Linked DNA regions of Mus musculus: region 1 is linked to region 2. The links are chromatin contacts, found by POLR2A ChIA-PET in ENCODE. All regions are on one chromosome and are shown on one strand. The core of a region is the stretch at or near the end of the contact, and the rest is flanking DNA. Distances in the headings are between cores, read along the strand shown.

Region 1 (4,919 bases), core at 462-2,961, 260 kb before region 2:
CAGCCACCAGTAGCCTAGCAGTAAGCAAACCAGCCCTAGCATTGGGTTGCTCGCTCTAGCGGATCCAGACAGGCAGGCAGGCAGGCAACGTGGACACTCGACCACGGTGGGGCAGTCAAAACGAGGGTGCGCGGGACCTCGGAGTCCTAAACGTGAACACAAATGAGCGCAAGCCGGCCAATCGATTCGCCAGAAGGAGAAAGAAGGCGCTTCCCCTGCTCTCCATTCATTCCCTGCACAGTCTGGCTCCCCTCGCCCTGCCGCCATCCAGGATCCCCCGGGCTCCACATGGGCAAGTGCGCCAAGACCCGCTACCAGACACAACGCCCGCTTCCACTCCATTGGAGCACACAGCCCCACGGACTAGCACGCTATCAACATCCTCAGCGTCGCTCCTCGCGTCCGGGCCCCTGCCTTCTCGGCTTCCACCATCACCACCCGCCACCGCCGCCCCCACGGCTTAGCTCAGAGCTGCCTCGTTCTGCTCTCTGCTCCCCAGCTGGCGGGAGACACAGCTGAGACTCCCTAGTCAGGCCGCTTCGGGGACTAGGGTACAGCGACGATGGGAAAAGCGGCGAGTAAAAAAAGTTGAGACTGATCCCTCGGTTCCTCCCAGGCCTGTCCCCACGGTGTCTCCTCGGGAATCTTGCTCCCACAGACGCTGACGCCTGGGGCTGTTCCCCGAGACCCACACGAGCCTTCCCACCCAGAGCGGCAGTGCGGCTAGAGCCCGGATTCCCGAGGCGGCTCCGATTGGTACCCAGAGACAGTGGCAGATGCCCACGTACCTGCCCCAGGCTACGCCTGGAAACTTCCCCTAAAGTGTGCGGGGGAGGGGCAGTGAACACGACTAGGGGAATCCCGGTCCCCAGCTCTGCCTGTGGAGAGCTCGCTCCAGAAAATCGCCGATCTGTCTATTCATTGGCCTTATATCAGTCGTCCTTCCCTCTCAGTTCCTGGCCGACCCAGGGTCGCGCGAATTCTGACTCCTTGGGGCGGTTCTGCGGGACAGCTAGCCGGTGCGTGCCCCGCGGCGTGCGTCCTCCGCCGGCCTCCAGCTGTCCACAGCGCCACCACGCCAGCACCCGGTCCTCTGTCTTGGAGCTCGGACCACATTCGCTCTGTCTAGGGAGGGGGCGTGTGAGCCCCGGCTCCGCCACCGGTAGTCCTTCCCGCAGGGTCCCCAGGCGTGCTGGGCACCTAGAGCACGGCCAGGACCGCGCAGCGAAAAGGACGCCTCCTACAGGGGACCGTGCCTGTAGCGAGGAGGCCTGACCGAGGGGTGCGGGCCCAAACCTGCCGGAGCTCGGCGCGCTCCAAGTTCATTGTCTGCCTGGGCCGCCGCCGCCTCCGCGTCCGGAGCCTCCGCGCAGGGAGTGAAGCTGCACACAGCCCTGGCGGTCCGGACTCCCAGCGCCCATTCCCCGCCAACCTGGGCGAACCCGCAGAGGGGCACCGGGACCCAGAGCCAAACCTCCGCCCGCCGCTACTCGCCACCCCCTGCCCAGTCACCCAGAGCCCAACTTGTACCTGAAAAGCCCAAGACGATCTCGGAAGCCTCTGCAGCTCCGACTCCGCGGGAGCGCGCGCCCAGCCCCGCGCCTAGCACCCCGCACCCAGGGCGCGTCAACCTGACTCCCCGAGCGCTGGGAGGAAAAGTTTGGGAGTGACTTGCAGATGGCGAATGAAACCTCTGAACAGAACCCTCCCCCCGCCCCATGTCGCGCTGACACACATCAGCTCGAGTCTGGAATGCAAGATCAAGGCGTGCGCGCCCTGCTGAGCGGTGGGTTTGGTCCCCGCCCCCTCGCCCAGCAAGTAAATACAGTTTGTGTATTGCGGTGACTCCGACAAGACAAAACCGAAACCTGGTGTGTGTGGCAGTGACCCGGCTACCAGAAACAGTTTTAAGGAACTTGGCAGTCTAGAGACAGCCCATACATTGATATTCAAGGCCACTGACGCGAGTGGTTTCGGCGCCCTCTGTTGTATTTTTGCATTCTACAAAGGCTGCCTAGCTCTTGGGCCCTGTAGGTTTGCTTCTTCTGAGAGGTAAGGTTCTACAGGACCCCGAGTACCACTGCCGCAGTGGCCTACTGGGACTGCTTCAAGGAAAGGCTCCAGTGATCGGCTGTGGGCTGAAGATGAAATCAGTTAACATAAAATATGACACCTTAAACTCTTAAGACTTGTTCGGGACAGCCTTTGGAGCACCAAACCCCAGACTCTGGGGAATAGGATAGAAGCCACAGTCTTGGGTCTGCCCACGTTCCTATGGCCAGAGTCCAGCATCTTCTTTCTTGAAGCAACCGGGAAAATGCTCCCTAACTGTAAAATGCTGGCATATGTGCTAAAGGTGATTCTAGAGAACGGGAGCCCCTTTCAGTCTTGTTTGAGGTTCCCACCTCACCCCCCAAAGTCCTAGAGTTCTGGTTCAGCATCCACGGCGACTGAGTCAGAGGTCACAATCAGAGGGTCACGACTGCAGATAGGAACCCTGGATGACAGGGGAGTTCTTAAAAACCACTGTCTAGCTTCCCAACAAATACTGCCTCTTATATAAAAATCTGCAAAGAAAGATTAATGAAGCAGTGAGACTGCCCTCCCAGTCGGTAGACTGGATTGCTTTTCCCCCCATGTAGACTTGGCTTAGTGATTTGGAGGTCTTTATTATTTTTTTTAAACAAAAACCTTTTTTTTTCTAAAAATACAATGAGCTGGTTTTTGCAGAGTTCACAATTCCCAATAGATAATGATGCCATTTTTCATGGTCTTACACACGTTGTGGCTTTGGGGTTTATTTATTAGCTCCGGAGAAAAGACTGCCTTTCAGTAAGGTTTATATATTCGAGTAATTGCACTGGGACACAGTGCAGGTTGCTGTTTAAGAGGGTGGGTTGTGCAGGCGCCTACAAGCAAAGTCCTGGGCCAGGCAGCTGTCAGACCAGGGCATGCGGCCGGTTTAAGCAAACACAGTGAAGGTTCTTTGGAAACAGCAAGGAGGAAATCCCTTCCTGTAAGAGTGTGTGGAACATGATCCCTGGGCCACACGTATGGGGACTTTCCAATACATGCCCCATTATGGGGATAGCGCTGGGCCCACCCAGATGACTTTCAAATTCAGGTGTCAGAAATCACAGCTGACATGGGAACAAATTGTTTTTAAGTAAAATCCCTGGGCCACTTTGATATGAGTTCCACCAGGACTTTCCAAGGTATTATATATGTTCCTGAGCTTACCTGAAGAAGGGTTTTTTTTTTTTTTTTTAATTTTCCCCCCTCAACATTAACTTCAAAAAATTAGCCTGTTATTCCAAAAAGCTCTGACAACACCCAGTTGCCTCGTGTGAATGAAGACAGGGAGAGAAGAATGGATGGGTAGGTCTGTGAAGACAGCTGGAGCTCAGGCCTTCAGCAATTCCTACGTAAGAGACAAAAGTGGACGGGGGGGGGGGGTGTGCAATAGGGTCCACACCGTTAATTCCAGCACTTTGGAGGCAGAGGCAAGTGGATCTCTGTGAGTGGAGCCTGATCTACAAAGTGAGTTCCAGGACAGCCAAGACTACACACACACAAACAAACAAACAAACAAAACGCCTGAAACAGAGAGAAACAAATACAGAAAGCTTAAGACAATAAGCACACCCATGCCCTCCCCAGACACTCATCCCAGGTTGCCTAGGTTCAGATTCTATCTCCACCACCTACTGAGCACTGCTGAGCAGCTCATGCCATTGAGTTATTGCTCCTAGCTCCTCAGTCTTCCACAGTGGTTACACAAGTACATTTTGTGTCACTATAACAAAATACCTGAAGCTGGGAAGCACTATAAAGAAAAGGGGTTTGCTTACTTCATGTTCCTGGAGGCTCAAGAGTCTATCTGACAGACTCCCAAGGTGGCTCAGTCCATCACACAGCCAGGGGGTGGGGGTGGGGGGAGCACATGTCTCTGTGTGTTCTGGTCTCTCTCTTATAAAGCCACAGGTATCTGATCACAGTACGTCCCACACTTATGACCTTTTTTGATTCTGATTACAGAGCAGAGGCCTCACCTATAGTTGAGTGAAATTTCTACTCTTTAATATCACAATTCGGATTACATTTTACTCTATGCACACTTAGCAGACACACTTCCAAATGCTAACAATGACATACAGCTCCCCAGCCACCACCCCATGGTGTACAGGCTACACCTCTCCACGACTCGACTTTCCACTTGGTTTTTGGGTTGTTTTTTTGTTGTGGTGGTGGTGGTTTTTTGTTTTTGTTTTTGTTTTTTTCTTTTTTTCTTTTTTTGTAATTTGGTTGTTTTGTTTTGTTTGACAATTTTGATATTGAAGAACAACTGAGTCAGAGGTTGCTCTTCCAACTTCTGGCTTGCTCTGTTGTATTTTAGTGGCCCACCTTCTAGAAAGCATATCTTAAAAAGGAGCTTTCTCTTCCAGCAAGGCTCCAGAATGAACACCCATGAAGCAGACCTGAGTTCAGCTTGCACCCTGGAGCCAAGTCACCCCAGCTCCAGATGACTCACACACACCACACACCACACACCACACACACACACACACACACACACACACACACACACACACACACACACGGTAGGGGGAAATGCTAATTTGATGTAAGCTGTTTTGTTGCACAGCATTATTTTGGCAGGAGCTGACTGCTGCATCACAGCAGTGGCAAACATTGGAAACACGCTGAGCATGGAGATGGGAGAGATAACTCAGCAGTTAAGAGTGCTGGCTGTTCTTACAGAGGACCTGGATTTGGTTCTCAGCACCCAGATAATGGCTCACAGCTATCTGTAACAACAATTCCAAGGCATCCCCGTGTCCTCTTCTGGCACAACATTCACACCATGTATGGACATACACAAAGGCAAAATATCCATACATATAAAAAATAAAAATAAA
Region 2 (5,000 bases), core at 1,563-4,062:
TCTCCAGTACCAAATAAACTAGAGAAGCAGAGGCAGGAGGATCAGGAGCCTAAGGCTATTCTCAGATACCCAAGAAGTTAGAGGTGGTCAAGCAAGCCTTTAATCCCAACACTCTAGAGAGGCAGAGGCAGATGGACCTCTAGGAGTTTGAGGCCAACCTGGTCTACATAGTCCCAGCTCAGCCAGGGCTATAAAGAGAGACCTTGCCTTAATATTAAAATAAAATAAAATAAATAGCAGTCAGACAAGAAAATTACCTACTTAAGAGATTACCATTAACTACCAATTTTCTTCTGTGCATAAATACTATATAGATAATTTTTTCCACCTTCTCCCTTTGAATTTACAACGAAAGTCCCTCCTAAACACTTTAGGACATTAAGAACATTGCAGACTTTTATCACAGATCCTAACACTTCAGGCACTTGTTTTCAAGCAGTCCCCACTGTGAACTTAAGCTTGTAAAAAAGGAAAAGTCAACCCTGTCTCAAAAATCCCCTCCCCTGGGTACCTGGGTACCCACCTGCTGCTGGTATTCTCTTGTCTGGCAGGTGAAGAAGAGCCTTCCTGAACACACAACTCCTGAGGGAGGCAAGGTAGCAACCAGACAAGCCAGGTAACCAGGTCACCCATCCTGCATCAAAATAACTCAGCTCTGAGAGGCTACTTCTCTGTCCTCCTATGGAAACTCATCTTTTCATCAAGGGTTCAGAGTTGATGCCAGTTTGGTCTACAAAGTGAGTCTGGGACAGCCAGAGCTACCCAGAGGAACCCTGTCTCGAGAAACCAAAGATGATTGATAGATAGATATATAGATTATTCCTATTTATTATCTATCTGCTATTTATATTTAGCAGATATAAGAGCCCAAACATAAGAACTAACGACAGGCCGAGCATGTTGAACACCTATGTTTAATTTCAGGCCACCATTATTCCCTTCCCCATTAGCTCACAGGAATATCTCCACAGTACAGTCTCCATTAAGGGCTGCATTTGGAAGAATTTGTTTAGTCTGCCTTATTAAATAACCTTTCCTTAAATTGCTCTAAAAGAAACAGCAGGGTAAAGTCATCCAAAAGCCATTGAAAATCTTCAGCTTGAGAAGTAAATTTGGTTTGGCGCTTGTTAAATATTTACTTTTCTGAGGTAACCATTCACAAATGCAGCCCTTAATTTTTTTTTCTTTTTTTTGGAAGGTCTGTCAACATAAGCTTTGTTTTATGTAACCAATATTCTGGCTAAAATTCACCTCAAGTGCGTCACTGGCAAACAACTAAAGTAACACTACTGGGAAAGGATTGAACCAACTACACCGCACCCTCCACACACCTCCACATCACTACCCATTCATTACTATTTTTAAAAGTATACAGTTTGGGGGCTGGGGAGAAGGCTCGGTGGTTAAGAGCACCGACTGCTCTTCTGAAGGTCCTGAGTTCAAATCCCAGCAACCACATGGGGGCTCACAACCATCCATAATGAAATCTGATGCCCTCTTCTGGAGTGTCTGAAGACAGCTACAGTGTACTTACGTATAATAAATAAATAAATCTAAAAAAAAAAAAAAGTATACAGGTATACAGTTTGGCTCATCCTCAAGAACTCTGCAAAGAGCATAAAATACATATCCATATAACCATAGTAAAAGTAGACCGGAAGGTAAATAGATGAGACAGGAAAAAATACCTTTTAAAATATGTACTAATTAAAGTTTTAGGGGCTGGAAAGATGGCTCAGCAGTTAAGATCACCTACTATGCTTGCAGAAGACCAGAGTTTGGTTCCTAACACCCACATTACATGGCACAACTATCAAGAACTGCTCCAGGGGTATCGAATCCCTCTGGCCTCGGATGGCGCATTCATTCCTGATCACACACATACAATTTAAAGTACAGTTACAAGTTACATAAAATTAATTTACCTACAGACACTAACAAGTTTGATCAAGAAAATTTAGGGTGGAGAAATCAGAGGTTATTCAAGTAGCAAAGCCACTTCATTCCAAAACCACTCCTCCCTTAATATATCTTGACACATCTACAAGGTAAATGTACTCCCGGGCATTGCTGTAGGCCTGAGGCAAGATTTGCTGGCAGCAAGAGCTCCCCACAATTAGACTGGAATTTACTGAGGTTCAACATAGCTTGTCAAAGGCCTAAGGAGGGGGCTCTTCGTGCAGAGAGCCCTGTGGGCCAATCCTTAGCCACCATCTCATCACAGAGTGCACGTCACTTCCTCAATCCTCTTATTTGGTTTAGGACTGAAGAGAAGTGGGGATTGGGGAGGGATGGGTATGATCTGCCACGAGACGTAAAAGCTGCCCAAGGAGCTCGGACTTGGTCCGCATCAGCGCCCCCTCCCGGTGACGCGACCACAAGTTCGCAGTTCTGTCCCCAGGGATCGGGTCCTTCCCTCCTCTTCCCACCCCCACCCCCCACCCACCCCCCGCCAAGCTGCTCGTGGTGCCCCGCGCCCTCAACGCCGCCTTTTCAAAGTCGAGACCTCCAAGGCCCCAGTCCCCTTAGCCGAGTCCCCCGGGGACAGTGAGCCCAAGCCGTGCCCCGCCCGTCCTCACGCCGAGCCCGCCCCACCCCGGGCCTGCGTGGCGCCCTAGACCCGGAGATTCCAGTGTTGCCCCGGCGGAGACTCCAGAACACCGAGTGGGCCCTAGTCGCTCTGGCCCAGCCCCGGCGCGTACGTCGTACCTGACAGCGTCCGCTAAGCGACACTGACTGTACTTCAGCCACGAAGCGCGATGTGGCTGCCCGGCGCGTCAGGTCGTTTAAGACGACGTGTCTGTCCCGCCCCCGCCCGTTCTCTCAGTTCATTGGTTAAGGCGGAGGGCCGCACACCAATCACAAGAGGCTCACTCTCGCCCCACCCACCCGGCCTTGAGCCTCCGGGCGCCAAGTTCTGCTGCCTTCCCCAAGTGCGCAGTCTGCTTTTGTGCCTGTGGCGCTTGAGCTCTGCACTGAACTTGGAGCAGTTCGCTTTCTTTTACCCGAAGGGGAACGGAGGCCCGAAGGAATGGTGGCCTCTCACTGCGTTTCTCTAGCCCAGGGACCTTCCAAAACCTTTCCTGAAAGAGCCTGTTGGGAGCAACATCATATCTTAAATGCTGAAACCACATGACCTTGAACCCTCACGTACCAAAATGACAAAACAGATTACTGATGCTTCTAGTATCATCTCTGCAGCTGTAAAACGCCGCCCGGATGTTATTAACTGTTGTTATAAGTGGTTGGAAATGACAGCTACGCAGTATAGACTTGCCTGCACTCCCTCCACTACCATGGTTAAAACTCAAACCGGAAAAGGATATTGCAGGATAAACACAATCAGAAGGTGCTTAGGTATCATTTTTGTCTATAACGCTCGTTATAAATCAGAAAATATGAAGAGAATAGAAGAGTTATCCAATCCTGTACCAAAAGCTGTAGACCACAGAGGGCCAGTGATTCACTACCTTACACTTCAGGGTCAGGCAGAAAGATTTCACACTCCAGTTTGGAAAGAATGTGTGTGAATAAGAAAGCACAAGGATGGAGGGACTGGCACACCAGGGAGAGCCACTGTCAGTCCACGTATCCAGGGCTAGATGTGGGGTTTCTAGAACCCCAAAGAGAGAGGAGTTTGAGGAAAGACTACTTGGAGGGAGCCAGGAGCCTAAGGAGTCTGTTAAGACTGGTGGTAGTAGTGGTGGTGGTGCACACCTTTAATCCCAGGACTCAGGAGGCAGAGGCAGGTGGATCTCTATGAGTTCTAGGCCAGCCTGGTCTACAGAGAGAGTTCCAGGGCAGCCAGAGGTACAGAGAGAAACCCTGACTTGAGAAAACAAGAGAAAAGACAATCCCCACAAACTAGCCTCCCTAGACACAGAGCAAGATCAGAAAGAGGAGGAAAAGAAAGTGGGATGGGAAAGAGCAGAGGAAATGGTTCAGTAGGTAAAGTGATTGTTGGGCAAGCATAAAGAGACCAGAGTTCAGGTCCCCAGAGCCTACATAAACGCTGAGTGGGCATCGAGACCCATCTGAAATCCCAGCGTTCAGGGAGGTAGAGACAGGACAATTCCTAGAGCTCTGGGTTCAAGTGAGAAACCCAGGCTCAATTAAATATATTTAAATACGTAGGAATCAATCATGGAAGACACCAGACCTTGTGTACCCACACTCATGCAAACACTGGTACACAAACACACCAGACACATGTAAAGACAAACAAAAGAAGACCCAGGTAGAGAGACAAATAGAAGACATTCAACAGCCATAGCAGGGAATGTCTTAGTTGACCTGGTCAGTAGGGGCAAGAAAGTAGTGTGGGCTCAGAGATAGAGCAGTGAATCCAATATCCTCAGGAGCACTGAGCAAGCCTACTGGGCTCATCCTATCCTTGGCTAAGGTCATTTGCCCAGATCATTACTTCATTACTATAATGACCATTAATTACCCTCTAAGGCTCATTATTATGAGTGGATAACTTTATCTTTTTCATTTTTATTCCTTTCATACCACCTACTTCAGTATGATCAACCTCTTGGGGGTTTGACCCTTCCTCCCCTGGGGTCAGAAAGGAACTGCTTCTTTGTGATTCTGCTCTGTAAGCCAGGACAAATGGGTAAAGCCAGGGCCATCTTGTTATGCCTTGGCAAGCAGGAGCAGCTGAGCTCATCAGGAGAACTAAGGGTAACATCAAAACATGTGGCAATCCTTTTGAACTCGCAGGTAGGGTGCTCTTTGATGAAAAGGATTTCATAAGCAAGAAACCTCTGGGAATGTCTGAGTTTTATCACTTCTCACTTATCAGAGAATGGCACTGGGTACAAAGAGCATGATAAAAATTTATGGTTTCCCTCCTACTTGGTTGCTTTTTTTTTTTCCCATCACTAATTGTAGCCAAGAAAGAACAACCTGCACCTTGGAGTAGCCTTTTCCCTCCGAGAAACAGAGCTGCTCTGATTGCATTTGCACAATCTAAAAACTCAACATGAAGAAGAGTC

Evidence for each region. ChIA-PET counts read pairs that join two places held with the same protein, here RNA polymerase II (POLR2A).
Region 1: POLR2A ChIA-PET joins it to region 2 with 11 read pairs in Patski. The contact joins the promoter of Chst15 here to the promoter of Oat in region 2. POLR2A ChIA-PET finds 5 or more read pairs at or near these places in 2 of 5 experiments (Patski and embryonic stem cell).

Annotation. Positions count from the first base shown.
Region 1 is chr7:132,315,517-132,320,435 of GRCm38, forward strand. It overlaps Chst15 (carbohydrate sulfotransferase 15), which reads right to left and starts at 1,712. Exons shown (of 8, transcript NM_029935.6): 1 at 1,531-1,712. Gm10584 (predicted gene 10584) reads left to right here and starts at 148. Exons shown (of 1, transcript NR_028578.1): 1 at 148-2,775.
Region 2 is chr7:132,573,586-132,578,585 of GRCm38, forward strand. Oat (ornithine aminotransferase) reads right to left here and starts at 2,813. Exons shown (of 10, transcript NM_016978.2): 1 at 2,710-2,813.